2 separate regions of the Homo sapiens genome follow, and region 1 is linked to region 2. The links are chromatin loops, found by intact Hi-C in ENCODE. Cell type or tissue: stomach. All regions are shown on one strand. Each heading gives the region's core, and the rest is flanking DNA. Links, peaks and the distances in the headings are about the cores only.

Region 1 (15,996 bases), core at 4,754-12,753, 48 kb after region 2:
CCTCCAGGAGCCCAGGCACAGGAGGGCGATGGCCCAGAAAGCCCTGGGAGGGCGGGGTGTGCGTTTCGTGGCTGAAGGTGGCAAGAATCCACCCCACAGAGCAGGCTCTGCAGACTGCTCACCAGGGAGCAGGGCCCCTGGGTGCCAGCACCAGCTCCATCTGCAGTTCGCTGTTTCTCCTTGGTCACTTTGCTGGATTTCTGCCTCCGGGATGCTGTCCACCCTCATGACGGGGGCCAGGGCGCTGCCGCAGCACCTATAGGAGATGCGCAGGGCAGAGAGCAGCCCCTGTGTGACGCTGCCCCGATTTCTCCCACTTAGGGTTGACACTGTCACGGTACCACCCGGTGTTCAGTGCTGAGGACATACAGTCCCTCCCCTCCTGTGGTGGCAACAGCTGATGTTAAGAAGGGACAAATTTGGGCGAAAGGAGAACACAGGCTGTAGTTAGAGTGATGGTGAGACAGGAATGAAGGCCCGCAGGGAATCTGTGTGCCTGGAGGCGAGCATTAGAGTCAGATAGCCGCCTCTCCAACCCCCATGGAGCCTCGTGCCCAACCAGCAAGGACTCTGGGGCATCGGCCAGTGGCAGTAAGCCAGTGTGGTGGGCTGGACAATATGCCTGCACTGCAGGAGACGGTGTCACGATCAGCCCCCGACAGCCGGTCTCAAAAGTGGAATTTGAAGAGTGGTCATTGCTTCTCATGAAAGTGTCGCCGTAACTCATGAAAGTGTCACCTGTAACGAATCCTAGAGGGATGCATTTCTGTACCACGGAGGGCTCGAGCCGAGACACCGAGATCTGGGGGCGTGACCCCTAACCTAGTAGCTTAGGGAGCAGAATTACAAACCCCTCATCCTGTGCCCATCCTTGGGCCCTCTCCTCACTCCCCCACAGAGAAACCCAGGGTCAGAATCAACCATGAGACTTGACGGCTGCCCACAGGATGATTTACTGCTGTGACCTCATTTAGCATGGGTTAGTGTGGGCCCATTTTTTCTTTTCTTTCAAAAATTATTTATTTATCTAATTATAAAATATTAACCTCCATAATAAAAATAAAGCCAGTATAATAAAAATATGTAAAATAAATAAATGTCACTTATTCCCAGTATCTCAAGAAAACTCAGGATTAAAATTTTTATTTACATTTTCCAGAATTATTCTCTGTAAGCACAAAACAGATTTTTTTTTTTACAGAAGTGGAATTGTACTCTGCATACTGTTTTCTTTTTTATTTTATTTATTTATTTATTTATTTATTTATTTATTTATTTTGAGATGGAGTCTCGCTCTGTTGCCCAGGCTGGAGTGCAATGGCATGATCTCGGCTCAGTGCAACCTCAGCCCCCTGGGTTCAAGCGATTCTCCTGCCCAAGCCTCCTGAGTAGCTGGGATTACAGGCGTGAGCCACCACTCCCAGCTAATTTTTGTATTTTTAGTAGAGATGGGTTTTACCATGTTGGCCAGGCTGGTCTCGAACTCCTGACCTCGTGATCTGCCCACCTCGGCCTCCCAAATTTTTTTTATTATACTTTAAGTTCTGGGATACATGTGCAGAATGTGCAGGTTTGTTACATAGGTATACACATGCCATCGTGGTTTGCTGCACCCATCAACCCATCATCTACATTAGGTATTTTTCTTAATGCTATCCCTCCCCTAGCCCTCCACCCCATGACAGGCCCCGGTGTGTGATGTTCCCCTCCCTGTGTCCATGAGTTCTCATCGTTTAACTCCCACTTATGAGTGAAGCTGGAAACCATCATTTTCAGCAAACTAACACAGAAACAGAAAACAGTTTTCAAATTAATATATCACACATACCTTTTCATGTCACTGAATATCAGTCTATAACATTCTAATGACTGTGCTGAATTTTACTTTGTAGACGTGCCATATATTTTTAACCATGCCCTGTTGGTAGACGTTTAGGCTATTTTAGTATTTTCTATATAAACATATAATTCTGTATAACCCTGGAATACTCACATATATACATAATATATATAGCATACAAATGTATAATCTGGAATATACATTTTGTGTACTTGACTAATTTTTTTCCATTGCTATAAACTCCAAAAGAGAAATTACTGTGAGAAGGGATATATAATTTTAAAATTGTGATGCCTATTGCCAAATTATAATATCTTCAGAAAAAGATTGAACCAATTAGACTCCCACCCACAGTGAAGGGGAGAACCAGTTCTCTGCACTCAGCAACACTGGCTTATTTTCTCTCTCATCCCTGGGCGCTGCTTTTGGAGGAAGCAGAGTGTTTTCCTCCTTAGCCCTCCCCTCCCCACTTTGTCTGTGGCCGACCCGCTCATTCAGTAGCTCTCTGGAAATTACAACTTTCAGGCAACACCAAAGAAGGCTCTGTGATCAAAGAGAGAGGGCTGGATGAATGCTGGAAGGAGTGTATTACAGGGATTGTGGATGCTTATCTACTTGACCTCCTTCCCCTTCCCTGTGCGAGGGGAAAGGGTGGGAGGAAAGATTCGGCTTGAGTGTAGCCGAGCTGTACCGAAAGCCTTCTCGATACCAATGCCTGGGCTGGGATTTATTAACTTGTCATTGACGTGGATCTGATAAGAAAACTCTTACCGAAGGAACAACAAGGCAGTCTGGGGAGGAATAAATGGGGAAAAGAAGAAAAGCCAACCTGGGTTTATTAACACATAGAACAAAAGGTATGGATGAGCACTGTCCACGCACCTCTGAGAACCAGCCACGAACTGGCAGAGTTTCACTGTAGAAACATCCCCACCCCACCCCCAAGTGGAAGCTGTTTGGCATCCTCCATCCCCAACACGGCCTGTACGGGGCAGGAGCAGATGACCCCTGGGAGAAAATGGGATGCACTGGGAAGATGGCAGCTAGAAAGGGAAATGGAGAAATGAAGGATGTCAGCAAAACCGGAAACGCAGCAAAGGGATTAAAATTCACATTGGGCACAGTGAAGAGTTCAGTTGACTTTGCAGAAATGGAAAGCATAGTGGAAAAATGAGATTCCTTCCTGAATAAAGAGAAAAAGAGAATGTCGAGGGACCGGATGGATGATGAATGTGTTTTACGTTGAAAAGCCATCTCAGTGTGAATGGGAACAAGAGCCAGTGCGTGGAGAAGCCGCATGAGAGACCCAGGTGTGAGTGCTCGGGTCAGAGGGGCTCAGGATCTCCTGGGTGCAGGTGGCAGGACCAAGGAACCCCTGGAGGTGGCCTCTGCCAGGGCATAGAGTTCATCACAACATGGAACCTCCATCCCTCCTGGGTACCACCCTAACACTTACTTTGGAAAACCCTCTCCCCTGGCTTGGTTTACTCTATAATGCAACCAGCAGGCAGAGGAAAAAAGATTTAGAGGGAACCCCACCAAAATAGTGGCATGGCTTTCTTTCAGTAGGAGAGGTGTAGGTGCTATATTTTTCCACCTTTTTTCCCCAAAATTTCTACAATGAGAAAAAAACATTTTATTTTAAAATAGTAGGCCTCTCTCCCTTCCCTCACGCTGGTTACTGTGCTATGTGGCCTTATGGTAAGCTAGGTCTGGGTCAGGGCATAGGAGAAAGGGCTGCCCTGATTGCAGCTGCTTTTTTCATGATCATGGGTGGTGCTAAGGGAGGAAGCTTCAGGGCAGATGAGTGAGGAGAAGGCGTCCAATGCAAATAAATGCCTTCAAAAACCAGATAAATCTGTCTCTTCAGCCTGGATCCTTAAGCTTCTTTCTTGTCTTTAAGTTTCTGTTTGCATTTTTGAAAGAAATACCATGCATCCTTTTTTTATGACTAGAAAATATAATTTTCAGAAACAGAATGCATTAGAATTTGGATTTCTGGAGTCTTGATGGGTGTACCCTGTTCTTTTCTCTGTTAAACATAATTAGTTTCCTGATAAATGAATAGCAGAGGAAAAAATGTTGCTCTTCATTATTGCTAATATATGAAGAATAATTAAAAGTCATAAATAACCATAAAACAATTTGCCTTTAATGATAGCATCTTTAACTGTGTAACATCCTAGCAAAAAAGCCTCATTGGACATTCTCTTGTGCACAGAGCCCATTTGCCGGGAAATATTTCTGAATACATGTTGTCTTCCCTTTATAGTAAGACATTGTCACTCAATAATAATATGCAAGATAACTTCGTGATAGTAATTGTTGTTTTGTCTTTGTAATTACAGACATATCAAGTGGATTTGAAGCCCAATGGGTCAGAAATAATGGTCACAAATGAAAACAAAAGGGAATATATCGAGTATGTATACACATATTTACTGCCTTTTCTTTGAATAATTGAAATGCATGTTTGGTCACTGTCCCTTGCTGAAACAGCTCATGCATTTATTATGGGCATGAGTTTATTGGTCAGTTTTCAACAAGGTAAGTTCTTTTCTGGCTTGGGCTAATGGGAAGTTGAATATGGGATGGAAAGTCTGTCTTGTATCATGACTCCATTGAGCTGCCCTATAAAGGAGCAGAGGAGGGAGAAAAGGTCTATATTATTGAGTAATACGGCAAATACTCTTTTGGAATATGTGGATATCAACTAAGATTTAGAATTGCAACGGAGAACCACGGTGTCAGTGACCAGCAGGGCAAAATTAGGAACCAACAAAGAAAAAATATTTTGTCTCTCTCCCAACTTCTTTTCCATAATAGAAATGTATAGAAATAGTTAAAATGGATAGGAAGAATTCAGCATGTGCAACCCTAAGGAATTCTTTCTGGTATTTGTAATATTCTTAACTCAACTTCAGCCTCAGTGGAACAAAATGTTGAGTCTTTTTGGAAGTCTAGCTGTTAAGTGATTCTAAGACATTTGTACCAGGCAGAAGTTTTTCTCTGTTGGGCACGTTACGTTTTCTTTTTTAGTGTATATGTGTGCTTCAAATGCATAACTCTGGGATCTTCCAAGGAGATCCCCTGGTGCAGGGGTGAGGTGAGCACTGCAGTGTGTGGTTCCTGGCACCTGGTTTCTGCTCTCTTGTGGGTCGCCACAGTGGCCCTGAGTTCCTCGTTTGCATTCAGTGCTTCGTTTCAACAGGCTAGGCTCCCTCCTTTCTTCTCATTTGGAATTGGTCAGAGGTCTTGAAATCAGACAGCTCTTGCATTGACTGTGGGTCTTAGCACCTTTCAGTGTGATCTGCAAAGAAAAACCTACTGTCCTTCCTAATTAGGAAGAAACGGAGCGTGTTAGAGTCTCTACTCAGAGATCCTGGCAAGGAGTGGAACTATTACATGGCGGACTCTTTTCACTCTCAAGTTGAAAGCTTGTTATGCTGAATACATAGACTAGAAATAAGGTACCTCGGTTCTTACCTGGCCACATTAATTGGCACTCTCGTTCTGAATATGAACAATCTTAGCTGATGACATCCTGGCAGACACCATTGTCTTCCTTCAGAAAGTACAGACTGTGAGTGGGGTTTAAAAAATATTCTAGCTCAGGGTGACCCAGGTCTCAAGTCTGAGGACTCTGACATGCGTGGTATGTGTCTTGCATCATTCTTTGCAGTTAATTCTTTTAGGGTTCAAACGTGGTGGGAGTCAGGGCCAGGCAGGGTTCCAGCTAGCTTTACTTTTAAAAGTATAATTGAAATCACCAACTGCTCCCTGATACCTCTGCTCCCCTGGTGCCAGAAGAATGCTGTTGAGCTGTTCATTGTAGCCCAGGAGGTGCCACCTGAGAGGCCGCACAGTGGTTGTGCTGCAGGCTGGTCCTCAGGGCCATTACCATGGTTACAGTGTACCACCCCGAAGGTGAGAACCCTTCAGAATGATGGAATGCCTGAGATGACATCCAGAGTACATTTGCCTTGCGATCAGTTTTGCTGTGCATTAAACACTGTCGCAGGGAACTTGGTTTTGGTGAACTTCAGTTGCATAAGGAGGTCTTACCATTCATCCTCTAAATTTTGGCATTAAATTATGAGTGCAAATCATTTTGCTGATAAAGCTTATATGTTATTGTTGAATATTAGCACATTGGATACTAGAATGAAATATTAGATAACTAAATGCATTGTCCTGAGTACACTTTACAAATATGTATACATATATGTGGGTGTGTATACGGGTGTGTGCATCTTATACATGTATACCTGTGTGTTCATACCCCATGAACTTTTCCCTTTTCTCCATGTTGTCACATTTTAAAGCAGTTAAAGCATTTAAAGCATTTTAAAGCAGTTAAGCATTTAAAGCAGTTTAGGTCAGCCAAACCTTGATGTGGGGGAAGTTAATTACTCTTTTGAAATCTCCAGTGAGATTTTAGGTTTTTCACGGGTGTTCCAGGGAGTCTTGAAAGAAGCCATGAATAAACTAAACAGTGGGGGCACAGAGGAGACCCTCCCCTCTGCTCTGCTGTCGTGGATGGAGGAGAAGCACTCCCTGTTGCGGAGAAAGCAGTGAGCACTAGTGATGATGGAGGTGGTTCAATATTGTCCTCTTTTCTCCTGCAGCTTAGTCATCCAGTGGAGATTTGTGAACAGGGTCCAGAAGCAGATGAACGCCTTCTTGGAGGTAAGCCATGCTGGCCAGGGTTCTCTGCCATGTGCCTCTGGTCCCGGGTCGATGGGGGATCGCGCTTCTCCTTTAGCTAGTGTGGTGGAGCTGATCAGAGACAGAGGCGAGGCTGGGGACCCTGCAGGAAGACCGGGATCGCACAGCTCACACCGCTGGCCAGTCTCCAGCACAAGAGTGTTCAGCCACCGTGCCGCCACCTCCTTTTCCTTTTCACGGGTTCTCCTGCTTGACTTCTCTTATTTTTACATTTGTCCTGTTTTTAAAGAGGACGTTTTACAGACTTGATCTAGAACCATTGTCTTGGAGTTTCAGGCGGTACCCAAGAGAAGGCTGCCTTTTGCTGCAGTGACAGGTTCCAAGAAGCCCGAGGGCTCAGAGCTGAATGATGAAGCGCAGTCCCCAAAGTGCCTGGCCACCCCTCCCTCCCTGGATCACTGCTGCCTGGGCTTGATTGATTGATTGATTGATTGATTGATTGATTTTGAGAGAGATTCTCACTGTCACCCAGGCTGGAGTACAGTGGTGCGATCTCGGCTCACTGCAGCCTCTGCCTCCCGGGTTCAAGCAATTCTCCTGCCTCAGCCTCCCAAGTAGCTGGGACTACAGGCACGCGCCACCACACCCAGCTAATTTTTGTATTTTTAGTAGAGACGGGGTTTCACCATGTTGGCCAGGATGGTCTTGATCTCCTGACCTCATGATCCACCCGCCCCGGCCTCCCAAAGTGCTGGGATTACAGGCATGAGCCGCCGCGCCCAGCCATGGACATTTTTTTTTAATCCCCTGCCCTTTTTCTTTGTGGCATAATTCATTGCAGGTTCTCTTCTATACAGATACATGGAAAACACATTTTCTTAAGCTGAGTTTTTATTTATTTTATACCCAGCCACCTCATGACAGCTTTTACCCTGTTACAGAGCAAAGTGGGCACTGCCCAGATCGAACTTTTAATATCAGGGATGCTCCCAGGCCCCTAGCAGTGGGTGAGGGATTCATCATTTTAAACAGTATTCCACTTGGACCAAAAGCAAAATTCTTTCTTAAATATGATATAGTATTAGTTACCTCAAAGATCACACAGGAAACAGCCTCGTGTCCACGTGACTGATTTTCTCTGCACTGAGGCAGAGCTCTCGTGGGGTGATGCTTTCCCTTCACTCAGGTACCTACACAGGATGCGTGAAAGCCCGGGCAGCACACTCAGAAACAGCTCGGGGCCTTAGGGACTTAAAATGGGAGGACAGAATGGCAGGTTTCACTCTTTATTTAGATAAGAAATCCCAGGAAGCAGATTCCTGGGCCCCACCGCAGGCGGTCCACACCTTCAGAAACGCGGCGTTCGCAGCGCGCAGGGCCCAGCAGAGCTGAGCTCATCCTAGATCACGCCACAGTTAGTGGTACCTGGGAACTGGAGCATGGTTTTCTGTACGCACAGTGTCTGCACCCATCACCTGCCTCCCTCTGTGTTTCTTCTCCCTGCCTCCAGCACGTTATTTTTAAGCGTGTCTCTTACACATCTGTAGCCTGTGCATCTTAGGACGCACTGACTCACAGCAGTGTTATAAATGGCTTTTGGAATCCACCCTGCCTACAGTATCCCATATTTTCATCAGGTTTCAGAAATTACTCCACTACTTGAATCTTCTAGATTCTATGCTTTTTCGAAACTGTTATATTGTGACTGTGCTGTTTTTACTGGAACTATAGTTACTTGATACTGTCACTGACATAGGAATCATCAGGAGAGATTATATTTTTTTCTGGCTAACCAGAAAAGTTTGTTTTTCCTGTGAAATTTTTTTTTTTTGAAGGCAATAGGTGTTTAAGATGTTTTTTTTTTTTCTTTCAGGGATTCACAGAACTACTTCCTATTGATTTGATTAAAATTTTTGATGAAAATGAGCTGGAGGTTTGTATTATAAACATTATTTTATGTAAAGTGGATTTTTTAAAGTATCTCTCATTACTTTACAAGTAATATTTTAATATTCTTGGATCCATAATGTCCTAGAGAGTAACTTTAGATGAATTATATTACATGTCTCTTATAGGGCTTATTTGCCAATGTGGTTCTATTACATGTCTCTTATGGGGCTTGTTTGCCAATGTAGGAGTAAGGAACAGCAAAAATAATCAGCTGTAGTTGCCTTGTCCATCAGAGGGCAGTTCTGGAACATGCCTAGTAAGTAGAGGCCACTGAGCAGAGCTGGGATCATGGCCCTATGCACCAGGCGAGGCAAATTGCCACAACAAGTAGAAACAAGGTTTGCAGTAGCCCTCTGGACAGCAGAAACCTGCTTACACTACCAGACTGGCCAAGTATCCTCTGCTGCATCCCCATCCACCCCCACCGTGGCAGCCAAATGGGGGTCTTGGCCACAAGGTGGCCGTAAGCATCTACTTGGGCCTGTAGAACGACGTCTCATTGAACTTGAAGTGGTTTATGTTGAGTGAGGAAAAATGTCAGAAGGCAACAGGGTTGTAGCAAAAGGTAGTTTAGTGATTGTCTAGTTCAGCTTCTTGGTGTTGACATAGTTGAGTAACAGCCATTTTAAAAACAAAGGAATATCTCGCCCTTTGTTGTGTCGAGAGAAACAGGGGAAAGACTGTCTGTTGAGAAGCCGTTGGTGGGACTCGGCCATTTGCCCCGTCCATAGCCAGTGAGTGTTTCCCATACACTGGCCTTCTATACTTTTATCTCAAAACAGAAAGTTCAAGATCGATGATGTCTATAGAAATCATATACCTCAAGCCTTTCCTCTGATAGGTGGGAAACTGAGGCAGAGAGCAGCTGGGTTTACCCAGCAAGGTTTTGGCACGGTCAGGCCTAGGAACTTTATTTCCAGGCTTCTGGCTTAGTTCTGTTTCCATTTCATTCTGGTACCTTTGCATAAATATCTTCCATTTGTCCACAGGAAACCTCCCCTGATGGAGAGTTGCATAATAGGAACGGCAAACCTTAGACTAAATGCTAAGTCGAAGACCCAGTTGTGCCTTAGCGTATGTCTGCCATTCTTAGGCCTCTGGGCAGATGAGGTGATTTGTCATCACTGGAATTGATCAACCTGGAGGAGAGTCATAAGCACTAATTCTTTTGTGGGTAGGGAGATGCTTTTAGATATTCAGAGGAATAACCTCTCAGGAGGAGAAGCAGCCAGGGTAATGCACAGATGCTGCTGGAGCGTGAGAGAATCCACAGGTCCCATGCGTAAGACTAGAGGGGTAGGGAGGACGACTGTGGCATTTTTATATCCGATACGACATGCCGTGGCTTGCGCAAGGTTCGAATTGAGCTGCCCTCGTGACTGCTGCCTCTGTGATCTGCTATGGCAGGTGGAGCCTGGAACAGGTGTCTGCCTTCCTCTGTTGTTATGATTTGCTAGCTTACCTTCGCGGCACAGTGACCACATGCTGGCACTGAGGGTGGTCATTTCTCAGTGTGTGATCTCGCACCTTTCACATCCTGCTTTTACATCTGGTAAATTTTCTTCCTAGTTGCTCATGTGCGGCCTCGGTGATGTGGATGTGAATGACTGGAGACAGCATTCTATTTACAAGAACGGCTACTGCCCAAACCACCCCGTCATTCAGTGGTTCTGGAAGGTAACTCCGGGGCCCAGCCCCAGCCGGTGTCCTCCACCTGAGGCAGGATTGAGGGCTGTGTGGCGCCCTCCATTGTGGTCTGACTTCAGGACTGATGCTGGCTTTGGGGTCTGTTAGAGCTTGGACTGCTGGGGGAGGGAAGAGGCAAACTGAGCCAGCAGCCCCGTGGTGGCTCCTCTGTAACTGTAGCAGACAGCTAGACTTGAATGAAGTTGGTCCCTACAAAAGCACACTGGCCTTCCTTGACCACCTCGTGAAAGTGACTTTTATTTGAGGGACTGGTCCTCCAATGCGTAAATAGAAATGGGGGGCTTCTCAGGGCAGAAACAGGCTTCAGGGATGGCTTTGCAAGATGCCACTTTCTGTTAAGAAGTCGTTTTCTCAATTTTTAAAATATATTCCAACAAATATTTTGATCTGTGTATCTTTCAACCAAAGATAACACAACATTTGATTTATTATCTTAGGGCCACTGTTTGTATCCTGTTCAGCTTAGGAGGGAAGTAAAATAGGAATGGGTTAGTCCAAAGGAGATATAGTAAACAAACTTAAAAAAAAAAAAACAGTTATCCCCCAAAAAGGCTGATTATTTACTTCACCCCAAAAAGGAATCATTTAACTTTTTCAAATTTATTTTTATTTATTTATTTATTTATTTTAAAGATGGGGTCTCACTGTGTTGCCCAGGCTGGATTCAAATTCTTGGGCTTAAGCAATCCTCCTACCTCGGCCCCTCAAAGTGCTGGGATTACAGGCATGAGCCACCATGCCCGGCCTTTTTCACATTTCTAAATGCCTTTTATTACTATTTCAAATGCCAGCAGGAATACAGAGATAAAAAAGCAAAATCTTCAAAGCCTAGTCCAGGTCTCACTTGGCTTGTTTTAGATGTTTGCCTACAGCAGTCCAAGTGGCATTACCAGTAAAGCCACCTGGATTCCCATAATAATGCAGATATGTAAGATACACAGATTATTTTAGAACCCCATCTTTGCCTTTGTTGTTTTGTTTTTGTTTTGTTTTGTTTTGTTTCATTTTATAAAATGATGTCTTCTAGGGAACGTGTCTACAATCTGAAATCCCATCTCATAACCTGGCTTCCCCTTGTGATGACAAATCTTAAATACTGTATATTTATAATTGGCTTAGGGGGAACTGGTAAGCCTCGAACACAGAAACATGAGCTTGGTGCCATCAGAGAGTTTGCTTTTTATATCATTTATTTTGGCCTATTGGCAGAAGAAGAAAGAGACGGACATTGTGATCACTCAGTCTCTTAGATTAGAGAGGCCAGCTAGTATTGTGGCCATAAAAAACCTACTCAGTTTTCAGAGTCAACTGTCTAGGTCTTACATTGCAATATAAATAAGATTAAGTTCTGCCTGCCTGCATGACAGCAGCATGTGCCATGGGTCACGTGGGGGGTATAATGACCTTCTGCCTCTGTTCATAGGCTGTGCTACTCATGGACGCCGAAAAGCGTATCCGGTTACTGCAGTTTGTCACAGGGACATCGCGAGTACCTATGAATGGATTTGCCGAACTTTATGGTGAGCAGGATACCATTGGATTCAGTTGTCCTCCTGGGAATTTCCAGCCAGGCATGAACTCTGGCCCAAGAACCCTGCCGCCAGGCCTCTGCAGAAGGCTAAGTTTCAGGACAGTGTGCCATGCATAGGTTCCATGAAAGTTCAATGAAAGTACTGTTATCTATACTTTATATAGATAACATGGTGCTTCTACTTCGAGGGATTGGGGGGCAGTTTGTGAAGAGGTCCATAAGGCTGCTCTTTTTTTTTTTTCCTAGTTTAGTTTTTTAGTAAATCGTTAAAAACTAGGTTTTGTAGGGTCATTTATATGGTCGTAAACTGAGGTATAAAGTCACCTCCAGTAGGCAGAATTTTTCAGTGTTTACCATAGATTTAAAAATCACTCTGTACTTTGCATACTGAAAGTCACATTTCATTCACCCTCCCACCCACAAAACTAGTTTGAAGTTTAAATTTCCAGGGCCCAGCTGAGAGGCTGTAGCTGCCTGCCTTTCCACGTAACTGTTGTGTTTGTTAATCTTGGTGCAGTTCCATTCTGGAGACTAAGCAGAGTCTTTCTGTGAGGTTGTGCAGACCTCTGGCTTCCCTCAACATTAAATATCAATGTTGCAGCAGAAGAGAGTGTCTTGGGCCTCACCCCTGGGGGCAAACCCTGCCCTGACAGTAGCTGGACTGCAGACCACACCATAGCTTCATTCTTCTGCCCCAAGCAATCTTAACATTTCTTTTTCTTTTCTTGTCTAGGTTCCAATGGTCCTCAGCTGTTTACAATAGAGCAATGGGGCAGTCCTGAGAAACTGCCCAGAGCTCACACATGGTGAGTGACAAAAACACATGCATGTCAATGCAATATCTGAACTGCTTAGCTGGGTATGGTGCTGGGCTCAAGGCTATTGAATGCTCTGTTTCCTGTCTGTAAGTAGCTTAGAGAATTAAAGGACAGTGATGTGGATGAAAATAGAAATTGTACAGTAGTGCTAATAAGACATAATGCACTCAGTATGTTTGGCACATAAAGGGCTCAGGCCTCCCTGCTGTGGGGAATTTCTCCTCTGAGCCCAGTCCTTCCCTCATTATTCTAGGTAGTGGAGCTTTCACTGTTCAGCATACATAGATAAGGCAGCTCTCAACCTGTATAATAAACACGTTGGGTTTTTACTCCAACCTTAAATTGGTTGAGAAGTTAGGACAAAATACCCTGTAGAAACATCCTTTTTCAAAGGCCTTCTATGCCCATGAATAACCTGTAATTCCCTGGAATTGAGCAGTAACATGACTGTGGTCGGAGGAGGGTAAGAGGGCTGACACGTGGCCAGGGATGCCCAAGCGTGGAGCGTGGCTGCCCTCAGAAGGCCCTCTCAGGAGGCACAGTGACGCAGAAGGGTCCCAGTTGTTTTCTGAACAGTTGCATGAAACCCAGCACAAATGCAGACTGGATGGGATCAGTTTCTTGAAGCCGGGTTCAGGGAGCTCTTGCTAACTCAAACTCCCATGTCCCTCGTGTTGGTTTTTCTGCAAAGGCCTTTATTTCTTGCTCCTGAGGAAGCAGCAGAAGTGGGCCTTCTGGAAAACGGTGAGCAGCGTAGCCCTGTGTTTCTCATGCAGCGGGGGCTGCAAAGCCTGCTCTGGCCATAGTGAGCTAACATAAGCAACCAAACACTCCCTGCAGGAAACGCCCTCCCTTACACTAGAAGTGCTGGCCAGGAGAGAATTCTCATGAACATGTGTTTGCGAAAAATTGGCTGTGAAAGGTTTTTCACTTCTGTCGGATTCCCTTGCCTCACCAGAAAGGTGTTTTTTTTTTCTATTCGTACCATTCACGTGACTCTCCAGATGGAAACAATGTGGTCATTGCCTGTCAGAGCCTTGAAAGCAAGCTGACTCCAGCCTAAAATTCATGAATATTCAGAGCAGTCATTGTCCGTGGTTCTCTGGCTTTATTCTAAGGGAAGAATGTTTGAGTAGTTCAGAGCTTTTATCCAAATGGTGTCCAAGTCATATGTGGTTTTCTGGGTTCTACTGGCCTCCATATGAAGGCACCAGCGTTGAGCCAAGCCCCAGGACTGTGGGTGGTGATGCGAAACTCAAGCTCATAATACTAACCAGGATGAAGATTAGGAAAAGCGAAATTATTGGGCACAGTCATCATCTGTGGTCAGGCACTGCTTAATCTTTATGGCAGCCTTATGAGATATGTTATTCCCTTGGGCTGTCAGAAGGCTGGCCCAGGGCTCACCAGAGTCACAGATTCCCAGATCACAGGATTTGAACTCAGAGCTACCAGAATTAGAGCCTGCACCCTTTACCACTACACCAGATACACTGCCTCTGTTGATATACCCACTTTCTTTTTAGACTTTTCCAAGGAAACCAAATTAGTGAACCAATTTCATGTTCATTCAGCCCATGTTTCTCTGTGACTTCAGGGACACATATCTTACTATTGAACTGTCTTTTTTATTTCGGAGCCCACATGATTCTGCCACAAGTAGAACTTCCCAGATAAGACCTCTGAACTCAGTGGTTCTCAACCTCAGCTGCATGTTGGAACCATCTAGAGAGCCTTAAAGAAATCACTGATGCCTGGAATTTGGACTTCATTGGTCTGGTGTGTGACCCAGGCAGTGGGATTTTCAAAGCTCCCCAGATGATTTTTATAGGCTGGCAGGGTTGAAAATTCACAGCTCTTCCCTAGGAAGGGCAAAGATCCACCTACAGGAAGGGAACAACCCAGCTGGCTCTTACCAGAACTTATTTTCCTCTTTATGTGTCACGGAAATAAAGCAACTGTGTAGTTTTCCTAATGATGTTCTCCCCAGACTAACTTGACCCGGATGGAGAGGACTGGCAGTTGCAAGCAACACTGGCTAGCATGAGTGGGACTGTTCTGCTGTTTCTTCTAAATGGCTTTCCTCCCTACCTGACCCTGACTGTATTTTGACATAGGAAACAGAAACTTCACTGGCTGTTTCGTGGCAACAGTTCTGCCATAAAATTTTGCCATACATAGGTTTAATTTCTTCCACGTTTTATGATACACAATTAAAGTTCAGAATAAAAATCTGATTTCCTAGAAGAGCAGAAGCTGAAGGATCTGGTTCTCTGTGATGAGGGTACCTTTCATTAAGCTTTCCAATGGTGATTATTGAGTGTCTGACATTCAAAGGACTTCATTTCATTGTTCTATAAAAGGTCACTACTCAGACATTTAAAATTACTCTTCATTAAGAATCACAGGCCCACCTGCCCTTTTAGGTAGACTCTAAAGCAAACAAAAATCATCTCGTTCAGCCCATGCATCTTCCACGTGAGGACGCTGAAGCCCTGTGAGGACAATGAGCTCCTTAAAGTCACCCAGCTCATTAGTGCAGAGCAAAGCCAGGTCCGTGTGTCCTGACCTCTGAAATGATAGGAACTCACACTCACCAAGCACTCTGTTCATTCCGGGGATGGTGCTCAGCACTTGATGCGATTGACTCATACCATCATCACAGTGGCCCTAAGAGGTGGGTGATGTTATGACCCACTTTTTTACAGATAACACTGGGATGCAAAGCGGTGAAGCATTAAGCAGCATGATTCAGAACCTCAGATCTTGACATCCCGTCTTTGCCTCTCTCTTCATCATGCCAGTGTTTCTCAAACCTGAATAATCTGTGCACCTTTTTTAAAGGGAAAAAATGGTCACAGATTCTCAAGAATGGGCCTGAGACCCCCATAGGGATTGCAGGCCCGGGACTGTGAAACCCCAGCTGAAAAGCCTGAAGCCACTTTCGGTGAAAGGCTCTTTTAAATGCCATCTGTAGATGTGAAGTCCTGTCTTTATTAATATGATAATAGAAAGTTAAAAGCCTGTATTAGTACTTGCTCTTTTAGGATTCCTGGGTTCCTGAGAACCCCAGTTTGAGAAGCACAGTGTTATTCTCTGTCTTTTAGTGTTTAGTGGCTGTTAGAGAATCCAAGTGGAACTCAGTGGGACTTATTCAATATTTAGTGGTTGTTAAACGGCCCTCTACGGTATGTGTTTCTTTTCTGTTGCTGTGACAACGGTTAGCTTTTAGTATATGTGCAAGTGCTGCCAAAGCGAGCACGTGAATGGTTAGCTTTTAAAACCCAAGAAGTTACTTTGCTCATTCTTGGAATCACACATCAATACCTGGAGGGGGCGGTTTTAAACACAGTTTGAGCACTCGCGGCAGAGGCAGCACAAGTGCACTTCAAGAGCTGGGCTTTGGAGCACCCCAGGGCTGTACCTGGCCCCGTGTGACCTTGGGCAAGTTACCTAACCTTGCTGTGTCTCAAGCTCCTCCT
Region 2 (15,996 bases), core at 3,552-11,551:
GAAATTCTGTGACTTTTTCAAAAAGAGATGTGTCGCCAAGATGAAAATGTAGTACTAAATGGACAGGATAAAAGAAATTGCATATATATGGGATATTTGAACTGATAAAACTGTTGTTATAGAAACAACATAAACAATGAAGCCTTGTATTTAAAACCTATAAAAGCAAGGAGGTACCACAGAATCCATGGCAGTAACACACCTTTAGTAAACCAAGTAAACACTGTAATTTTTTTCAGCAATAATCATAAGTTAGCAATTCTAATTATTTAAATGAGGAGCTCCTGAATTTAATTATTCTAGATCTGTGAAATATCATTAAGACCCAAATACAATGTTGTATTATTTCACATCGTGTTCACTGTTAAATGAGAGTCAAATCGGATATTTGCTCATTGGGATTACCCTGTATTCAAGGGGAAGAACATGAGCTTTGGCTGGGCACGGTGGCTAATGCTTATAATCCCAGCACTTTGAGAGGCTGAAGCAGGCGGATCACCTGAGGTCAGGAGTTCAAGACCAGCCTGGCCAACATGGTGAAACCCCGTCTCTACTAAAAATGCAAAACTTAGCCGGGTGTGGTGGGGTGCACCTGTAGTTCCAGTTACTCAGGAGGCCAAGGCCCAAAAATTTCTTGAACCCAGGAGGCAGAGGTTGCAGTGAGCCACGATTGCGCCACTGCACTCCAGCCTGAGCAACAGAGTGACACTTTTATTAAAGACTGATTCTTTCACAGTAACCAATGTGGGAAGATGTGAATTGTCCCCCATCCCTACCACAGAGTCTTCTTGTACCATTTACTTATCACAAAATATTAAAAATGAGTAAATACTAGAAACTGATACTATGGATGAACTTGCCGATAAGGAGACTCTGGCTTCTGTGTGTGACCTGCTGCTAATCTTCATTCATATCAATTAGGCTTCATTTAACCACATAGACTAATACAAACAAGTTAGAGGAATATTAAGACACTACACAGTAGATCTTTTTTTTTAGCTTGATCTCACTATTTTTAATCATTCCTGTCTTTACTACTTGAAGTCCACTTAGAAGCTAAAATTGGCTGAGCATGGAGGCTCACACCTGTAATCCCAGTACTTTGGGAGGCCGAGGTGGGTGAATCATCTGAGGTCAGGAGGTCGAGACCAGCCTGACCAATATGGTGAAACCCCATCTCTACTAAAAATACAAAAAATTAGCCAAGTGTGGTGGGGGGGGCTTGTAGTCCCAGCTACTCAGGAGGCTGAGACAGGAGAATCACTGGAACCTGGGAGGCAGAGGTTGCAGTGAACTGAGATCATGCCACTGCACTCCAGCCTGAGCAATAGAACAAGACTCTATATTTAAAAAAAAAAAAAAAAAGCAGCTAAAATTATAAATACCAGATCTTTCAGAAGTAGGCCAAGATGATGTCTGAGCTCCTCTGAATATAGGATGCAACTGACTCTTTTTCAATTGTAGTAATCAATAAATGTTGGGTAGCCACATATCACTATTTCTTCCGTCTATTCACATCACATTAAAATTTACCCTGAGGGTGCATCTTAGAGCAAACTACAAGACTGCTAGCTTCTTTCTGTTTGTAAAGCAGCATTAGAGTGTTGCAGAGTCCTGTTGAGTCTCCTTTCTGAAAGTTTTGGTCTCCTCTTACTTTTGCCACTAATTCTAAGGACCAATCAAAATTCCAGTCTGCTTAACTGAAAATTAAAGTGAAAGATAACTTTTTCAAGGATGACTGTCCTTGCTCTGAAAAGATGTTTCATTTAATTACCTTCTAATATCGAAGAGCGGTGAATATGGTTGAGTGATATGTTTGTTAAACCAATGAAAGTTGCTTTTAAGAATATATTTCTTGATGCTTCCTGTCTTTTCCTCTCCTTCCAGCAAAGAGAACCCTCCTCAAGGTTGAGGTCATGCAGTGTCACCGACGCAGTTGCAGAACAGGGCCATCTACCACCGGTAACCCATGCTAATTTCCAGTCATCAGTTGACTTTTTGGGCTTTCATTTACAATCATCTGGGCTGCTGCAAAAAGAGTTTTTCCTGTGTAAATTTATTTACAATATAAATGAGATGTTTTTAAATTTCCTGGCCAATTGCCCTAGGAAAGTGGATTTCCAATACAGAGAATTGTTACTGCCACCCATCTCTAAAATGCTGGAACCTCCATTGCTTTAGTTTTTCACCCAAATTTATACCAATTTTGATTTGCTCACTTAAACCTCTTGGTACATTAGTTAGTAATTCCTTTTACCTTATTGAGTTACTATAGTTATGCTCCAGTGATCTGTACTTTGAAAACACATTGAGTCCCTTTAACCAGGAAGAACTCTTCTGGGCGACCGTCCACATGTTCCTTTCCCTTCCTAATGACCTGAAGTCTGAACTCTACAGAGCCTCTGTACCTTCTCTTTAAAGGCAGCTCTGCTCACCAGGAATTGGCTATAATTCTTTCCAACTCTCTCATCATTTTAATAGCTATCAGCAAATGTAGAGGTGTAGGGGATTTTGTAACATCTGATGTATGTAAAAAGAAATATTCAAGTTGGAAGGCAGACTAGAACTGCCCTGAGAGATGTTTGATGTACACATTAAAAATAAGAAATTTTACATAAATTTGTTTCTTCTTTTGGAGGTGAAAATATGTGGTTTTAATGTGTTCAATTTGATATTTTACCTTGACAGTTTTTGTCTGTTGCTACAAAACCTTGATCATTTTTAAGACTAATAATGTATTACGTATGAATTTGAAGGGGGAAAAGTGCATTTAAGGTTTTTGAAATCACAGTGTCTTCCCTCTCATGTATGTTTTTTCTTGACTTCAAAGGATATTTTGGCCTAGGTTTTAATTTTTTATGTTTGAGAAAAAATTAATGAGTATACTAGTCAAGGAAGCAGTCAAAATAATAGAGTCATTTGTGACTTACACTGGAGAGACTTAATAATAAGCTTGATAAGAGCGTCTTTTCTGGGATGGTTTCAGTACAGGGCTCCCAAAAACAAAATAATCAACTGAGATGGACTGGTAGGATCCTTCTCAACCTCATGATCTGTGATTTTCCTTGAACGAATGGCACTTTCTCTCCTTTTCAAAATCAATGTCAATTTTATTTCCCAAAGAACTCACTTTCCTGGAAACTGGTGATTCCTCCCTCTTTCTTTGTACTTTCTGATGCTGTAAACTCACTGATCACCAGTGGCCTCTTGAGTTTTGAGTGTGGGGAGATTTCAGAATCTGCTAATTATTTGACAATGGCAGGCAAAACCAGACCAGCTTTCCATTTTTCTCTAAGGCAGCTCACTCTTTTGAGGTTGTCATTGTTTACCCAGGTCAAGGATGAGCCACCTTGGGGGGCATAGGGGTCACGCTTCCTTTGTGCTACTGGTCATCAGCGACTGCTGGCTTTGTCTGGATAGGGTGGGTTTCAGGGATTCTGATCTCACGTCACCTGCCTTACAGCGCTGCCACAGCAGTGGGCCCTGATTCAGACAGCAGGGGGTCATCCCCTAAGTGCATTTCACTGATGTAAATTATCATTCACAGCCCAGTGCCCCAGCTGGGAGAGCGCGTTCATCAACTGTCACGGGTGGTGAGGAACCAACGGTAATGATCCACTTTATCAGACATCAATAGCAAGAGGCCGTGAGGCAGTTTTAATATTTCGTGTAGTGGTGAATATACGCTGTTTTTAAAAATAAGATTAGCTCCTTTGTGCTACAGAGCTGCACACGTTTCTTATTTTAAGCTTCTCATTTGGGGATTGTTTAAAGGTACTGGGTAAAATAGAATGATTTTTTTAGTCCCACATAATTTTATTAGGAATACTATCAGGCTTTGGTTAAGTGCATTTAACTTGACCATTTAGAAGATATTTTTGACTTTTAGTGTTTGTACTCCTGATAAGTTTTTCCATTTCATTAGAATGCTTGGTTAAAGTAATTTGGTTGGAAGATCATCAAAGAAGCCACAGGAATTGCATGAGACTGTGTGTGTGATTCCTGGATGTGCCCAGGGCCCTTCTCTTTTCTGTATCTCCCCTACCACATTTTTCACAGGGGGTTAGACTTTTCTTGTCCCCAGAATGCACCATGACCCTTTCTCTGCCACCAGGGGCTCTCCTCACACAATGAACAAGTTTCCGTAATTCCAAGGGAACATAATTAGGATATATAAGTGATCTAGAAAAATTTATGTTTCTCTAAGCCAACCATTCTTATTCATTATTTTAAAGAATGTATGGTATTCCTGTCTGTGGGTGACTTAGATTTGTATTTTAATTGCCTGTTTTCTACTTGATCCCTAAAGTTAGGCTAGCTTATAGTTTATGCTTCGCACTGCAATAGCTGTTTAAAGAATTTCCTGGCCGGGCACGGTGGCTCACGCCTGTAATCCCAGCACCTTGGGAGGCTGAGGCAGGTGGATCATGAGGTCAGGAGATCGAGACCATCCTGGCTAACACAGTGAAACCCCGTCTCTACTAAAAGTACAAAAAATTAGCCGGGCGTGGTGGTGAGCACCTGTAGTCCCAGCTACTCGGGAGGCTGAGGCAGGAGAATGGCGTGAACCCGGGAGGCAGAGGTTGTGGTGAGCTGAGATCGCACCACTGCTCTCCACCCTGGGCGACAGAGCGAGACTCCATCTCAAAAAAAAAAAAAGAATTTCCTTATTGTTTCACCTGTGTTGTATTTTGCTATAACTGCTCATTACTTGTGGATAACTTTACGTATACAATTGCTGATTTTCTAAAGATGTTGATGACTTCAATTTAATGCTCAGCATTGTACAGAGGAAAATCAAACTGGCAACAGTCAGCCCCAGAACACTCAGCTCAGGTTAAGATATTGAGCTACAGTGGTTTACATGAGTCATGTGTTGAGTGAGGCAGCCTCCAGTAGAATTCAAGAAATTCTACATGAACTATTACCCACCGTGCACTTGTAATTTCTGTGGGAGTAGTGGAGCTTTGAGGGGGACAAGATCGTTTTGTGAGATAATTTTAGTTGAATTCAGTGCTGATGAACATCATCTGTATATCACCTATTTTTGTATTTTGTTGGCCTTGCAACCTGCGTGTAGCTTTGGAGTGTTGTGGTAGCTGATGTAGTAAATGAAGTAGGAATGGAATCATTGCAGTACCAGGCTCCATGGCAAGGGTCACCTGGCAGGACAAGGTGACCCCTCTGAATGAGATCCCGGGTGGCACGTTAGACTGCCATTTTCTTGCCTTCTTGCCTGCACTCTCCCCTCCCCGTCACTGAGTTTCAGCATGGGTTGGGTGTTTTCTTTCCACAGGCTTGGCAATATTCATTCCTAAGTGTTTCATCTACTTTGGTAGATGTAGATAGATCTCCCTACCTACTTAGGTTTGAAAGGATCACATCCATTTCTCTTCTGCTGTATCCTGCATGTTTCTCTTCCACATCCTTTGTCGTGAATGCCCTTGACTTCCTGTCTTGCAATTCTGTCTCTTCACCCCGTGTTTCCCTCTTTGGCATCCCCTCTGTTCCTCTGCACATCACTCACACTGAAGTGTATTGTCCTGGGCTGGAGCCATCATGGTATTATATCATCTCACTGCCCCTGTGCTCTCACAGACATACGGCTGTGTACACATAGGTACACATTGTGCCACTTTATTTTATTTTTTTTAAATGGGATGTCATGTATACATTACTTAGCAACTTGGTTTTTTTTTAACTTATGTTCATTCTTCTGGGACATGTTAATAATTACATAATATTCACTGACGTAAAGGCACTACAGTGTTAATTTCCCGACATTCAAGGACTTTCTGCTCCCCCTACCCTGCCCTTTCAACTCCATACGCTGTGCTGAAGTAACCGTCCTGATATAGCTTTCTTTCTATGATAGTGCTTTCATTCCTGTAGTCTAATAAACAGGCCCTGATTCTCAGCCAAGAAACCACAGCCCTTTGATTTATGGCAAATAAACGCACAGTGGTGTCACTTTCTGGCAGACTAAGCCAGGGCCCTCCCCATGAGATAAAAGGAGAGGGATAGCACAGTCCTTTCAGTCTTTGTTGTATATATTCTAAAAATACACGAGCCACCATTACTGGGTTGGTGCAAGTCTTGGCAAATCTGTGATGGTCAGTGTCAAAGTGGTTATTTTTAAAAGCATATTGAAACTTCTGCAGTTTACAATCGTGTTCTTTATTTTAATGAAAGAAACAGAGCCACTAGGAAGTTCTAGCTAATGGCTTTTGGGCATCACAAAGCAGTAGTGTATTCAGTCTATGATGAAAAGCTGTGAAATGTTAAACTAAGTCGCCATTTCTAACTGGTTTGATTACTTTTTTGTTAAGCTAGGGTGGAACATGCTCACAAGCACAGAACAGCAGAAGGCTGGTTTTGGCTTCCTGGCGGGCCCTTCCATGGCCTGTCTGTAGAAGCTGAGTCCTGCCCCCTCAACTAGCCGTGCAGGGTGGGAGGCAGTGTGAGTTACAAATGGAATCATCAGCACAAGTTGTTCTATGTGGTCATTTGGAGAGAACACTGTAAAGAAACATTTCCAAATTGCCCTCTCACATAAATGTAACTAAATTACAGGTTGCCAGTTCAGTTCTCAATAGAAGAGAGAATGAGCATTTTAATCAAATTCAGCGTTCTGTACTACACTCCTAATTTTCCACAAACTGATTAGTGCTATTCACTGTGGCTGTATGAAAGTAACCTGTATGGCCAGGTGCAGTGGCTCACACTGGTAATCCCAGCACTTTGGGAGGCTGAAGCGGGTGGATCAATTGAAGTCAGCAGTTCGAGACCAGCCTGACCAACGTGGTGAAACCCTGCCTCTACTAAAAATACAAAAATTAGCTGGGCATGGTGGCGCTTGCGTATAATCCCAGCTACTCAGGAGGCTAAGGCAGGAGAATCACTTGAACATGGGAGGCGGAGGTTGCAGTGAGCCAAGATTGTGCCACTGTACTCCAGCCTGGGCGACAGAGCAATACTCTGTCTCAAAAAGGAAAAAACAAAGTAACCTGGTTGCTAGAATTCATACAGCTTTAGGATTCAGTTCTGACATGATCTATGACACATCCATGTGCTTTCAGTTGATCAGTTGCCTCCCAAGTGTCCTTTCCAGAGATTGAGTAACTGCAAAAATATCCTTAAGGTTTCCAGAGCTAAGGTTTCCGGAGCTGAGTTTTCCAGGGGCGGGGCCAGGGGGAGTGGGGAGTTATGGGAGGGAAGGGGCCTGGGAGAGGGGGAAGTGGATCACCAGAACGGCTGAAGGGGAGGGCTCTGGGCGGAGGGAGCTGAGAATGTAACACATTCCATTTAGTATTTCATTGATTGTATAAACAATAGTAGGTCAAAACTTGATAGCACATACTTTGCCAGAGATACTAATTGACCAGGAACTTAGGTTACAACTTAGCTCAGCAGGGGAGTCCATTGAAGTGCCCGGATCCACGTAGCTCTTTGTGTTGGCATCGCTGCTAGAGGAGGAGGGGAGGAAGGAGCTTCACTCAGGCTGCATGCTAATTCATCGATGTTTAATATTCATGAAAGGATTAAGTCAGTGTTGATGTTTCTTCTGCTCCTGCTGAGTCTCCACACCTGGATCCAGAATGCTCCATGATCCGAGTCTTTGTGTCTTTATAAACTATCTTTAGGGAGCTTTAGGACTTTATCTCGGGAAATATTAAGGAAATGGTTTTCCTTAATATCAGCAGAAAGTTTTCTTACACATAATCTAAAATCAGCTGCTTCATGATCTTACCCAGGTGATCTTTCTCTGAATTGTGCTTTTAAGCCTGGGAGGTTAACATACTGCTTCTCTGTGGATGGGGTTTTCAAATTACCCGGCAGCATCCTTGTTGGTGCTTTCTCTAATTTGAGATCCTGGAGTCCACCAGGGAACTCCAGGTGACCACCTTCACCAAGACACATTGCTGGTAGTGCAGGGAAAAGGTGGCATAAGCACAGGAAGAAGTTAGGTTCAGAGGAAATTTGTATCCTCAGCCTAATAGCAAGAAAACGACAACTGCTAAAATATCTGGAAGTAAAAGAAGCAGCTTCCTTTTGTAACCTCACGTGAGAGGTTATTCCTAAGGCATGGGCTCCTCCTATACCTTTAGATTCCCCTAGGAGCCGTGGTATAGCTGTGGTCGGCTTCTGGTTTCTGAGCTTTTCCCCACTTAGAGCTCTTTCACAGGCACAGATATTACATGCATCGCCTATGCATTCAAGCCCTCCTGGGACAGCCCTGATCTCCAGCATCTGTCCCAGTGCCTCCATACATCATCAACACATCCTTGTTTTTCAGTGTTTCTCCATCCACACTGCATTTCTTAGACTGCTTCTCAGGGATCTTCTTGTGATCAAATGTGGACTGTCTAAATACAGTCACTCTATGCGGGGCAGGTCTCTAAACCCAAAAACTGCCAAGCTGTGTTCACCTTCAAAGAAACACACTCCTATCAGCAGACTTGGGTGCACATAGCCTGGGGTGTGAGGCTGGGTGCTGGGAGACTTCCTGAGCTGGGGCACACAGATGTCCTGGGTGGTCCTCCAGATTATATGCTACTGTGTGACCATCAGTATCCTAGAGAAGGGGCTCTGTGTTGGGATTTTAAAATTTTGCCCCAGAAGCTACAGTGTTAGGGTCCTAAGCTGATGGAGGAATGTAGGCCTAAGCTAGAAGAGCACCCCATGGGAGCTACATCGAGGAGAAACTCAGAGCATCCCTCTCATACACAGTGACACTGGACAGTTTGAAATACCTTTAAGCTCTACCTGGTTTGGCAGTGGAATTTAGTAGCTAGAACAGATGATAATGTTTTTCCCTTTCCCTGTGATCACCTTGGCAGCAACCCTTTACGTTTGAGACTACGGGGTCTTAGAACCAAGTTCTGTAAGAATTTGGACTCTGCAACTGTATGGGGTTCATTTCACAGTAGATTTGAAGCTGTTGGAAATCTATTGCTGTTTTCCAGACACTTGTAAGTGTTTTCTATATAAATAGATCTAATTAACTTTGTCTAGAGAAAATAATTATCTGGGTGTACCTTACTTTATTAAACTGATCAGAAAACAAATGCAAGGTATTAAATAATAATGATTTCTTGCACAAACAGCCATCAGTGGCCTATGTACATACCACGCCGGGTCTGCCTTCAGGCTGGGAAGAAAGAAAAGATGCTAAGGGGCGCACATACTATGTCAATCATAACAATCGAACCACAACTTGGACTCGACCTATCATGCAGGTACGAAGATTGCCATCCAACTTAAAACCGCAGGCCATAGAAGCCGAAATGTACATGACCGAACTCCTTTCCTGGTGTTTATGTATTGTTCTGAAAGACCCGTATTTGTAAAAGCTTTCTCACAAAGAAAATGCATTACTTTAAATACAATAATAGCCTAAGGAAGAATTTGCTTTTCAAATCAGTTTATCACTGAATATATTTTAAAAATGTGACGTGAAAGATATTTTCAAAGTAAGAGCCTATTGCAGTGTGTAGCTTCTTCCCTGCCCAGCCCCCACTTTAATCCGAGGCTAGTTTTTATGCTGGGCTAGTGATTCATTTTTATTTCCCTTGAATGTGTTTCCCCATCCTTTCCCCCATCATTATGTTTAATTATTTCCTCCACGCTTTAAATAGGCCAGACCTCTTATTATTGCTGTTTGCGTTGTTGTTTGGGTTCGCGCTCCTAATCACACACACCGGGAGATCCTCCTATGAAGCTAACTTGTTTTTGCCTCCAAAATAGCTTGCAGAAGATGGTGCGTCCGGATCAGCCACAAACAGTAACAACCATCTAATCGAGCCTCAGATCCGCCGGCCTCGTAGCCTCAGCTCGCCAACAGTAACTTTATCTGCCCCGCTGGAGGTGAGACGGCTACCTCATCTAACTGGACTCACTCTGTCCTGTGACTCCCATTCTTTCTTCTCTCTTAACTCTGCCTTCAGTTTCGCAGCCACCTCCTCTCTCTGATCAGTCGTTGTGTTGGTAGTGAAGGGTGTTCTTGTGCAGCCTTTCTACCTGCTTCTCTGTCTCGCCCAGTTAACATTCCTGGACTCTCTCACCTGATTCTCATTCTCATTTGGCTAAGGCCGTGGTGACTTGTGCTGGACGTGGGCACTCTCTTTTCAGGACTTCCACCGTTCTTGTTGTGTTTCGCTTCTTTTTGCCTGTTACCTCATTAGAATTGCGTAATCCCTCTTTCAAATACCAAGTGCTGATATTGAGTTTTTAAACATAGCTATTGCTTTGATCATTTGTTTTTCTTTCGACTGTAGGGTCTTTCATTCTATGGGCATACATGTTTCTGATGCATATTTGCATCTCTGCATCATGGCTGGGCATCTGCTTGTGCTCTCTGTCGTGTTTGTGTTGTTTTGGTGCCATCCTTTAACATCACAAATGTCAGAGTTAGAGAAGCCAAAGAGCAAATGTTTGAGGTCCTAAGCTTGACTGTGTCTTAGAGACAGCTGTGGGCTTCTCCACGCCCTGGGTCCAGATGCTGATAAGTGGGAATGGATGCTGTCTCTTCCACACTCTGATATGAATGTCATGGGTAACAACTGTGAGATTCCAGATCGTTGTATTTATTGATGTAGCTTTTTTCCTTTTTGTGCTCTAAAACTTGCCAATCTGTTCTTCATTAGACTGTGAGCTCATTAAGAGCAAGGGCACATTTTTCTCCACTCTGTAAAATCTCCATCCATAATGCTTAGTACAGAACAGTATTTTTGGTACATACTGAGTAGCTACCAAAGGATGGTGGTTATAAGTACTTAATATTGTTGTGTGTTTATCCAACAGAGAAAATGTAAAGTTAGATTGATTTAAAAGTAAATGAATGACAGAAAACAGGTTTTGGGGATCTTCCCTCTTGTCCATCTCCAAAGAGAAGCCTTCTGCAATACCCAGGTACATTTTGGCACATTGGAATCGCACATGCTAAAGAGTTCTAATCCTCATTGTTATTCTTTAGGGTGCCAAGGACTCACCCGTACGTCGGGCTGTGAAAGACACCCTTTCCAACCCACAGTCCCCACAGCCATCACCTTACAACTCCCCCAAACCACAACACAAAGTCACACAGAGCTTCTTGCCACCCGGCTGGGAAATGAGGATAGCGCCAAACGGCCGGCCCTTCTTCATTGATCATAACACAAAGACTACAACCTGGGTAAGGCTGCTGCTTTTATTTGGCTCCATTTTCATCATGAAGTCTGGCATTAATTCCTTGATTTCCTTAGTGTTTGTAGTTCTTGCAGAGGAATTGGATTGACTGTAAAGGGTGTCTCCAGAGGGTCTCCTCAGCCTGCATCTGGCCCCTGCATAAATGGGCGGGTGGGAGTGGGTGGGCACAGGCTGGTAGCTGTCTTTGGTATTGGTGCTGGGACTGCCTTTTCTCCTGGGAAGCTCTAGTTTAGACAGTTCACCGTGCTGGATGGAAAGGTATTGCTCTGTGCTGTTAAGATTTTGTTAATTGATCCCGTCTCACAAAGTAATCTCACTAGGAGTTATAATCATTTTCAAATAATTTTTTCTTTTGTCAGTTTCTTCTTGCACTTTCATTGGCATTACCCACCTTCTTTTGATTTGTCGCTTTAGTTTTTACCGTTCACATCAGATCAGTATTCACACATCTGAGGTACATTTTCATGCCCTTGATCATGGGGTAGGGGATGTACTGAGTGACTTTGGTTGTAGATCTGATAGCTCCTTTTTGTGATCATTTTGTCAAAATTGATTTTTCTTACCATGCAACTCTTTCATGTACTCCTGAATTGTACCCAAGAAAGAATCTGTACATTGTATTATCTTGAGCAAAATGAGATTAATCAAAGGCAAATATGCATATCTTTGTATTTCTGTGTCAGTTCTTTATTTCTTTAGCCGAATCGGTGGCTTTTTCAGTGTAGTATATGATTCTTTTAAAAGTCAGTTGGTATTTTCCTGCTATATAATCTCTATACCTGTAATTACACTGAAACCGGTTCCCGTATTTCTGGCTATTTTTGATGCTGCAGATGGTTTTTCTTCCGGTTATGTCCCCATCGAATTGTCTAGCTAGAGTTAACTCAGAGTTTAACTTGGTCCTACTATTATCTGTGCTACTTGCTCAAAACTGATGTTATGGGAATGCTGGTTGAGTTTTGGTGATTGTTATTGGCCCTAGCTCTTCGGTCTTGGACCAACAATAAACATACACCATTAATTCCCATTTCTAGTGATGGACATTAAGTGTGTCCATTTGATAGACCAGCAGCCTTATATTCAAGAACAAGCCCTGCTCAAGGGGATTTGGGCTGTCATTTTATGCCTTGCCCATTGTGTGGTATCAGTTCAGTCCAGCAGGTCTAGAGGGCGTGCTCCTAGAATCCTTTGAACCGTGGGACATTGTGTCTTCAAGGGCATTCTTGGCATTTGGGGCAGGGACATTTGTGCCTTCAGTTGCAGACTATTTAACAAACTTGGCTTCTGCTACCAGGTGCTAATGGTCACCATTACCCCCACCCCAACATAGTGATGACCAGAAATGCCCTACACATTTCAAAACAGCCCTAAGTGAGAACCACTCTAAGAGCTCTTTCTATTTTGAAGTAAGGGAATGGCCTGCCAAGAGAATTTCTCATTTAGATCTGGTAACATTCATTTGGTAAACTGATAACTGCTTCTAAGGCATATAATAACATGTAGGTTTGACTCCCCTACTAGTCTGAAGATAATGTTACAGATTTGCAAGCAAGCCAAGAGTAAGAGACGGGCAGCTCGTTGGAAAATATAGTAATGGAGTTCTTTTTTTTTATGTCTTTTTACTTATTACCATGGAACCCCTGGCTGTCCTGCCAGTGTTCTCATTTACTATAGCACTGCTGTAATTTCAAGTCCTTAGCCAGAAACAGGCTCCAGAAATAAGGGCTAACGAATATAAAAGTAGATGGATTAGTGTAAGGAGCCACTGTGGCTTGCCAACATAAGCTATGATTTTAGTAATTTTAACTAGCTTGGTAATCAAATCCCCTAACCTTTTCACAGCCTTTCAAGCCACAACAACAGTGTAATTGCAGCTGGGCAGATTGTATTTTAAATTAAACAGCACTCGCTTTATTTATTGCTTGCAACATTGCTGAATGAAACCCATTTTTACTTTCCAGTTGCGCCTGTTTACCCAGATACTTGTTATTGACTAATTTACTGATTTAAAATCATAATCTGTTAGAACAACGTTTTGTTGCTGCTGCTAGTGTGGGAAATCCTCAAGGTAACAACTGGAAATTCCACAAGCTACTCCCCTTCTTAAGCGAATTCAGATGTGCTGACACAGCTGCGCTATCGCTTCTAAACAAAGGCCTAGGCAGGATTTTCCCTGCGGAAGACACACTCTAAATTGCCTGTTCATTTTGACAAAAGATGAAGAGCCGGAGGGAAGCATGAAGATAATTTGCAACTTAAAAATCTGTTTTGAGTTGGTTTTAGGGTTTGCTTTGTTTTTTATTTTTGAAAGAAGAAGAGAACAAATGAGAGAACAGCATAGCTATTCTTAGATTTGAGCATTAGAATAGAAAAAGGAAAAAAACTGGTAGGACAGGTTGAAAATGATGAAAATAACACTCCTTCCCCCATCGGCCTGGGCACTGTTGATTCTTACACCAACCAGAAGCCTGAAAAGTATCAGGACATTTCCCCTCTATACATTGAGAAATTAAAAAATTTATTGAAATATGTCATGAAAGATGACCTTTTACACACACACAGATACTGAAGGCAGTATGCCATCAGTATTTGGATAAAGTTTGGCCTCATTCTCTTTTTTTTAATTATTATTTTTTTTGTTTTTGAGACGGAGTCTCACTCTTGCCCAGGCTGGAGTGTAATGGCACAATCTCAGCTCAGTGCAACCTCTGTCTCCCGGGTTCATGCGATTCTCTTGCCTCAGCCTCCTGAGTAGCTGGGATTACAGGCACATGCCACCACACCAGCTAATTTTTGTTGTTTTTTGTTTTTTGTTTTTTTTAGCACAGACAGGGTTTCACCATGTTGGCTAGGCTGGTCTCGAACTCCTGACCTCAAGTGATCCTGCCGCTTCGGCCTCCCAAAGTGCTGGGATTATGGGCATGAGACACCCTGCCAGGCCAAGTTTAGCTTCATTCAAAGAAAGAAAGAAAGATTGGCTTTGTTCCCCGCCTGGGTCAGGCCTTTCAGGGAATGCATGCTGGAGACCAGGGGCTTGGGAGGGATGTACCAAGGAGGGATGTTCCATCCTCAGCAGCTCAGAGCACGTGTATACGGGTTGAGTATCCCTAGTTTAAAGATTCAAAATCCAAAATGATCCAAAGTCTGAAACCTTGTAAGCACTGACATGACACTCAAGCAATAAATGCTTATTGGAGCATTTCAGATTCTCAGATTAGGGATGCTGAAGTGGTAAGTATAACTGCAAATATTTTGAAATTCAAAGCCCCTCTGGTCCCCAAGCATTATGGGTGAGGGATGTTCAACGCATATTAGTATATTTGTGCCTTTCACAGGATGAAGCATGGGCTTGCTTTTGTAGCAAGAAAGATTACACCCTAGTTAAGTTGCAGGTTTGTTTTCCATCCAAGTTCAAACTAATGAAACTTATTACTCTAGGTGTGGTTGCTGGTCTCTTCCAGGATGGAAAAGATAAAGAAAAAAGGCACTTTTTTTTAATCCCTGTGTTTTATATATTTTGAATTAGGAAAGCCCTTTTTAAAAAGATACTGCTCTTTGCATCCTGTTTAAAAACACTTTGAACTTGATGGAGGGAAGCAATTTTATATTACACATGAAAGAGTTCCCGTTATGAAACTGAAGAAAGGAAGAAACAACCAGGCACACTTTATGCGTTGGATCATTTATTTTCATTGCATCAGAGCCCTCGTTAGTATTCCACTTTCTCATCAGCTCTGAAGTTGTCCATAACTAATAGAGAGCCTTGACCGCCACTTCATGTGCCCTGGCAACTAAGGAGAGATGCCTGCCTCCTTGAGTGGCTCGGTGGGAGTCAGGGCTTGAGGGTGACCACTAGCCTTAGCCCTCAGAGCTGATTCATGGCAGCTGCTGCCATTATTTTTATTATTTTTGATAAAATAATATTATAAGCCTCAAGGCCTCTGGCCCTCACAGTCTATGAAGTCTAGGTTTCCATGCAAGGCCACTTTAGCAGATCTTTGAAATTCGGTTGACTTTATACTTCATGCTCTGCCCCTCACTGCCTCCCTGACACTTTTCTCTAATTTCAGCTTCTTTTCACGCTACGGCCCCCCCCGCCCCCCCCCCCCCTTTAAATCACCAGCCTTTTACCAATAGGGCTGATTGTCTTTCACGGTAGCCTACATGTGATTCCAAGGTCAGGCTGGCCTTGTGTGTAGCATTCAGAAGCCCTGCCCTCTTTCATGTAATAGCAGTCCTCAGCTTTCTCTAAATCTGGCATGGTCATAGGCTAGGTGGAAGCCCAAGGGTCCCCCGCTGGTTGTGGCGTTACCTGGTCCGGATCAGAGTTAGCATTGAGTGGGTAGCTTTTGAGAAATTCAGTGCTTTCAGTTTTTCCTCTGTCTGTAGTTAACCAGTCATGAATGTTTACCAGATTATCAGCTTCTTGGACCTTCTCAATCCTAAATCAGCTTAGCATATTTCTTTATGTTCTGTGTATGTCAGTGTACTGCAGAATACTGGATTATTTTGTGCCTCTGCTTAGCCTTTTAAAAAAATATATTGGGTTCAGGGTCAATATGCATCACAAACTGCTAACAGGATTTCTTTCTTCATTTAAAAGTTCACCTAGCTAGCAAGAAGCAAGGGTTGATTTTTGTTGTTCGTGGTCTTTTTTGATTCTTGCCAGTTCCCAAGATCTATGATTATGATTCAGTGATACTATGACTTACACGGTTGACTTGGGAAGCAGAAAAATCTAGTAATTTGGCAGCAGCAAAGGCCCTATTATAAAATTGAATGAAGCTGATATCAAATGTCTTCACAGTT

What was found. Hi-C counts contacts between places; a loop is a spot of excess contacts. Peaks named below come from ENCODE experiments on the same cell type or tissue, not always from the same donor. Only the 100,000 strongest peaks of a DNase experiment are listed, where the experiment ranks them.
Region 1: it touches region 2 in a loop (8-fold over the local background); 2 of 110 quality-filtered maps call a loop at or near these places.

What each region holds. Positions count from the first base shown.
Region 1 is chr18:58,379,058-58,395,053 of GRCh38, forward strand. It overlaps NEDD4L (NEDD4 like E3 ubiquitin protein ligase), which reads left to right. Exons shown (of 31, transcript NM_001144967.3): 25 at 4,189-4,262; 26 at 6,469-6,529; 27 at 8,382-8,441; 28 at 10,028-10,135; 29 at 11,589-11,685; 30 at 12,430-12,502. Among named protein-coding and RNA genes, the nearest start is that of MIR122HG, 59 kb to the right of the region's middle. RefSeq lists an enhancer at 13,102-13,601. In stomach, for the core only: no CTCF peak of the experiment used is centred there; a DNase peak (open chromatin) is centred at 12,244; H3K27ac peaks cover 1,311 bases.
Region 2 is chr18:58,331,931-58,347,926 of GRCh38, forward strand. NEDD4L (NEDD4 like E3 ubiquitin protein ligase) reads left to right here. Exons shown (of 31, transcript NM_001144967.3): 12 at 1,888-1,962; 13 at 3,548-3,607; 14 at 9,108-9,239; 15 at 9,748-9,867; 16 at 10,976-11,173. Among named protein-coding and RNA genes, the nearest start is that of MIR122HG, 110 kb to the right of the region's middle. RefSeq lists a silencer at 13,187-13,481. In stomach, for the core only: no CTCF peak of the experiment used is centred there; DNase peaks (open chromatin) are centred at 5,941 and 7,231; H3K27ac peaks cover 2,568 bases.